Linked DNA regions of Homo sapiens: region 2 is linked to region 1. Evidence: read pairs that join two places in POLR2A ChIA-PET (ENCODE). Cell type or tissue: PC-9. All regions are shown on one strand. Each heading gives the region's core, and the rest is flanking DNA. Links, peaks and the distances in the headings are about the cores only. Region 1 overlaps MAP3K1 (mitogen-activated protein kinase kinase kinase 1). Region 2 has its middle 72 kb from the start of LINC01948.

Region 1 (2,919 bases), core at 329-2,828:
CCTCTGGACGATCATCCATCTTGTGCAACCCTTTGAGAGTTTCTTTATTCTCCATCTCACGACTAAAATGCAGGCAGAAACAAATAAAATGAGAAATGTATATATGAAAAATAATTTCCAAGAACAAACAGAATGGATGGTTCTATTTTATACTTCCAACGGACATGTAATAAAAAAGATAACTGCTAAAAACCCCAAATGACTTAAAGCTTGAAAAGATTCTGAATTATATACTACTGACATATATCATGCAGACCTATGTTCCACTGTAGTTAACAAAATGAATCCCAAGACATTAAGCACTATATTAACAAATATATTCACTAAGACTGCATTGTTTTTAATTCTACCACCCAAATAACAAATATTTAGAAGGGTGTATTACTACACTTTTATCCCAGGATTTCCAATAAATTAAGTCAATACAGATAGAATCTGGTGGATATGCTGATTTATCTGAAATAAGCTCAATAAATATTTAATAAGTGAAGTGAAACTTAACTACATCATCTATGACCCCAAAACAATTTTTCATAGCCTACATGATTAAATTTTTATTTTCATAGAACAGTGACTTCATAACAAAGCACTTGGGGTACTCTATAAAGAATAAAAATTATCCAGTACAAACATTTGATCTTTACTCCATAAAATGGTGTGGATTTACCAGAATAAAACAATCTCTAAACTAAGAACGTTTGAGAATTAACTCTACAAAGCCTAACAGGCAAAGCATCAAGCTCACGAAAATCACTAATTTTAAAATATACCCATATCCACATGAGCATACATGCATACACGATATGCATAGATTTGAAAACCTGATTTATAAGGATGCAGTTAAAGCAACTGCACCTTGGGATTAGTAACAACTTTAAAAATACTAAGCTAATTTCAGTAACTATTTTGAAAAGTCTTTAAAGCTAGAGAACAGTTTTTCTACACTGATAGGAAAAGGAAATACTCAAGGAAATACCAAAAACAAGAACCTCAAGTTTACTACAAAGACAAATTCAAACTCCTCTAGGAATTTTCCAGCTAATCACAACTATGAAGTACGATCTTCAGAGAATCAGCCAAAGGAAGAAGAAACTACTTAAAAAAAAATATTCACTAGAAAGGAAACGGTTAACCCGTTTCACTGAAGCATCAAGACTGTGAGGAAAGTAGAAGGCAACATATTAAACATCTTTGTATCAGCAACTGGCCTAGACATTTTTAGAAATACAAAGAATACATAACATTTGGTTTGAAACTTGCAAATAGGCATTAAGACCACAGCGTAAAATATTTCCTTACACACACATACACACACAAATACTGTTATATAGAAGCAATATGAGACTTTCAAAAAGTATGAAAAAAGGAGGATTATCTAATTTACTTATATGTGCTTGGCTGCTTTTTATGCTGATTATAAAATATAAATATTAGGGGATGTGTAGAAGAAAGTAAGAGAGGGAGGGAGGAGAAAGAAGGAAAGAGGAAGGGGGGATGGAGAGAAGGGAAGAAGGCAGAGAAGAAAGGAGGAGGAGAAAAAGGAGGAGGGAGAGGAAGGCAGAGAAAGAGAGGTAGGGGTGAAGAACACAGGGGATAAAGTGTCTTCCAAAAAAGTCCATCCTGCTCAGTTGGTATTCCAGGAGGCTCAGCTTTGTAGGCAACTGAATTTATGTGGTGACTGCATAATAAAAATTCACTTCCAAGTCTTTAGTATTAAAAGCGCTTTCCCCCTCCAGTAACAATGTTGCAAGAGGTGGTTTGGTTCCCAGGCTAGTTCCAAAAAATAAGCCTCACAGTGGAACTGCAGTGCATTTTTATACCAGAAACTCCTGCACTCCTAGACCAAGGTGCTTGATAGTCTTTCCTCTGGTCCTAGCTATCTCTCTTCCCCCAAATCTGTTTCAGGAGTATCTCTTCTCTGCTATGGATTTTCAGTTTCTGTTCCTGGCCCTGAGTCAAACACACAAAGGATGTTCCTTGTCTAAACAAATCTTTCTGGATGGCATGGCCTCCTTAAAGTCTAATGTGTCTCTTTCCTTTCCACTTGTTTGAAAATACTGTCATCTTTTAGACCAATTTCTTTTATCATAAATAATAGGGATGAGCATTCTAGTAGCTGAACTTTTACACACATCTGAGATTCTTTTTTAAATTTCGTTTTACCTTATTTATGTTTAAGGACTATGAGATTATTTTTTTCTTTTTTCTTTCTTTTTTTTTTTTTTTTTTGAGATGGAGTTTAGCTCTTGTTGCCCAGACTGGAGTGCAATGGTGCAATAGGCTCACTGGCAACCTCCGCCTCCCAGGTTCAAGTGATTCTCCTGCCTCAGCCTTCCAAGTAGCTAGTATTACAGGCATGTGCCACCACGCCTGGCTAATTTTGTGTTTTTAGTAGAGATGAGGTTTCACCATGTTGGTCAGGCTGGTCTCGAACTCCTGACCTCAGGTGATCCACCCACCTCGGCCTCCCAAAGTGCTGGGATTACACCACATTTGGCCTAAATTATTTCTTTAGAATAAACACCTAGAAATGGAAATGCTGGGTTAAAAATGTACACAAATGAAGACTTTTGATAATATTGTCAAATAATCTTCTAAAAAATATGTCTTCCATTCACACGCCCATCCAGGTCAAGCTGCTCTTAAACCTGCTCTGAACTAGCAACAGGCTCCTAACGAGGCTTCTTTAACTTTGAATCTTACCCAGATTTCACAGTGCAGCCAGGGTTACTTCCTCCATTAAAATGCTCTAGTGGTTCCCCCCGGGCTTAGACTAAAATCCAAAATGTTTAGCCCAACCTAAGTGGCCCTGCACCTCGTGGTCTCACCTCAATTCCTGTCATCAGACCTGCAACCCCCCTTCTTCACTGCCTCAATAACCCCAAGATCTTTCCTACTCAGGGCTTCTGGACAGGCTGC
Region 2 (2,919 bases), core at 99-2,598, 450 kb after region 1:
TCATGTATGGTTGGGAAACTTCACGTGTGCACAAACCATTTCCTAACCCAAGTTTCAGGATCCTTGAAGTCAAGGCCAGGTTCCAGGCCTCCTCACATTTCCCACCATGCTCAGCAAGCTGGGAGGCGAGCGGGCACCCACCTGCAAGCCAGGTTCAGTTCTGCCTCTGGCCAAGCACCGACTGCCCATCTCCCCAAGTCCCTCTGTAGTCATGAGACGGGGGCTAAAAGGAGGATATAATTAAAGGGTCAGGAAGTAAGGAGAGAGTGTGGTGTAAACTGAGGAAGCAAACAGGTCAGGACAGTAGGTCTGAGGGGAAAAGTCACCTGGGCCATTATACTATAACAAAATGAAAATCTAGATGCTTTATTGTTCTCAGTAGTTTAAAAAAATATGTTTTGGGAACAACTATTTTTATAGAGATGAGAGGGGAAACATACACTAGAAAAATCTTTCTCATAGGAATGAGTTTGTTTGTCCTTTTTAAACAAACAAGCCAACATGAGTTAGTAATATAATCTTGCAGTTAAAAACCAACAAATCTCCACCAAAAAAAAAAAAAACAGCAATATGATATATTTCTGTCCATCGTTTTAGCCCTCTTGGGTGACAGAGGAACCAGCTACCCAGAGAAGAAGACTTGGGGGAGTGGGTAAGGGTCTCCCCTCATCCCAAGGACAGCATCACAAGGGGTTCAGGGTGAAGGGAAACAGGAAGTGGAGGCATTTTCTGTCTTTTCAAACTGGGCACTTCTCATCTGGTCCAGCTCTTTGGCAAAGAGAAGGACACCAACCGGGACCTCGCAGTCCCTCGACTCAGCACAAAGCTTCCTTAGATTAGTGCCCAAACTAATTTTTATGACATGTCATTCCAGTAAGGGCACGGCTGCATTTCACAGATGGGCTTCCCCCAGATAGCGACTGTTGATTGGCTGAGTTGGGATCTGGCTGGATTAGGGAAATTTAAGCTGACAGCTGGTCTTTTTGCATGAGAGCATAAAGCCCTTGTTGTTGGAGGAAGCAATGGGAGCTGGTCAGATCTCATGGCCAAGTAGGAGGGCTTACTCTTAGCAGAGGCCAACACTTCCCAAGCTAAGATGACTTAAAAACGACGATTGTGCAAGTACAGTTACACTGTACCAGCCCAAATGATCTCAGGTCCTGACCAAAAGACCAGAGCAGATAAGAAAACAGCCCAGTAGAACATATGGGAAAAGAGAAAAAAACTTAAAGAAGCCCACGTCTAGGTAGAAATCCCAGAAGTCCTAATCACCAAGGAACTTGGCTTCCCTAGAGTAATGAGTCACCTCTGAGTCTCCTCTGGAAGATTAGTTCACGTTATCAGTGAGTCCTGAGAACAGGGATTTAAAATGTTTATTTGCCCAAGGAAAGACCTGCATGTATTTAGAAATACAACTACTAATAAAAGTATGTGTGTGTGTGTGTATGTGCACTCACATGCAAGCGTGATCTCATGCCAGTCACTGTGCCAAGAGAGAGCTTAATGTGCATTAACGCGTCCAATCCCGCAACTGCCCTATGAGAAGGGTGCCATTATTTTCTTCTTTTTATGGAGGAGGAAACTGAGGCTTAAAGAGATTAGGTAACGTCTGGGCTACTCTGGGAGCCTAACCAGTATTAATAACAATGGTTTCCAAATTATAGATCACAACCCATTAAAGATCATAAAATCCATGTAGTGGGTCGCAAATAGGCTTTAACAGAAAAGAAAAAAAAATCAGCGTGCTCTATGTAAAGTAAGAGAAAAATTGATTCATGGAGCCGGCGCAGTGGCTCACGCCTGTAATCCCAGCACTTTGGGAGGCCGAGGCGGGCGGATCACGAGATCGAGACCATCCTGGCTAACACGGTGAAACCCTGTCTCTACTAAAAATACAAAAAATTAGCTGGGCGTGGTGGTGGGCGCCTGTAGTCCCAGCTACTCAGGAGGCTGAGGCAGGAGAATGGCGTGAACCCGGGCGGCAAAGCTTGCAGTGAGCTGAGATCTCACCACTGCGCTCCAGCCTGGGCAACAGAGCCAGACTCCGTCTCAAAAAAAAAAAAAAGAAAGAAAAGAAAAAGAGAAACTGATTCATTATCCTTTCCATTCAGTGATATAGGTGCTATATGCTGTGGGTTACAATATCAAATATAGTAGCCTGACATCTAACACTGTAGATTAGTTTTGCCTGTTTTTGAACTTTGTATAAATGAAATGATGTAACATGTATTCCTTTGTGTCTGGTTTCTTTTATTCAACATTTTATTTGAGAGAACCATCAATATTATTGTTTTAGTTTGTTCATTCTTGTTATTGTGTTATATATGTATACAATACACATATTGTATATTGTGTGACTACACATAACTTTTTTAACCAGTCTCCTGTCAATGATATTTGGGTTGTTTCTACTTTTTTACTATGATAAACAACACCATGAACATTTGGGTATGTGTCTTTTGGCAAACATACGTACACATCCCTATTGGATATGTACCTGGGAGTAAAATCTCAGGGCCATGGGGTATATGGGAGTTCAGTATTAGTAGACATTGCTAAATAGCTTTTTTTCAAAGTAGCTATAACAACAGTTTAAGTGTACCAGTAATTTAAACGTTTTTCTTTCTGTGACAATTTCTCTGGGAAAATGCTTTCTGCAAGGTGCAAGTACAGAAGTGTTTATGAACACATCTGCTCCGTCATCCTCTTTTCCTTCCTAGTCCCACCCTCCATTCATCTATAACATTGACTGACTGAGGAGGTGGGGGCTTGGATTGCTTTGTCTGACATAACTTCAGAGCAGAGCAGGAGTGTGTGCATATTAGATATGCAGTAGCAGACTGACCTGTAAGGGAAGGTCCCACTTTATGACAGGATGGATCCCCCTTGACACTCCTGTGATGCCTCGCCCCCACTAGT

Evidence for each region. Peaks named below come from ENCODE experiments on the same cell type or tissue, not always from the same donor. Only the 100,000 strongest peaks of a DNase experiment are listed, where the experiment ranks them.
Region 2: POLR2A ChIA-PET joins it to region 1 with 15 read pairs; 2 of 35 experiments call an interaction of 5 or more read pairs at or near these places.

What each region holds. Positions count from the first base shown.
Region 1 is chr5:56,853,743-56,856,661 of GRCh38, reverse strand. MAP3K1 (mitogen-activated protein kinase kinase kinase 1) reads right to left here. Exons shown (of 20, transcript NM_005921.2): 2 at 1-62. Among named protein-coding and RNA genes, the nearest start is that of MAP3K1, 40 kb to the right of the region's middle. In PC-9, for the core only: no CTCF peak of the experiment used is centred there; no DNase peak of the experiment used is centred there; H3K27ac peaks cover 324 bases.
Region 2 is chr5:56,407,960-56,410,878 of GRCh38, reverse strand. No RefSeq gene overlaps it. Among named protein-coding and RNA genes, the nearest start is that of LINC01948, 72 kb to the left of the region's middle. In PC-9, for the core only: no CTCF peak of the experiment used is centred there; a DNase peak (open chromatin) is centred at 1,328.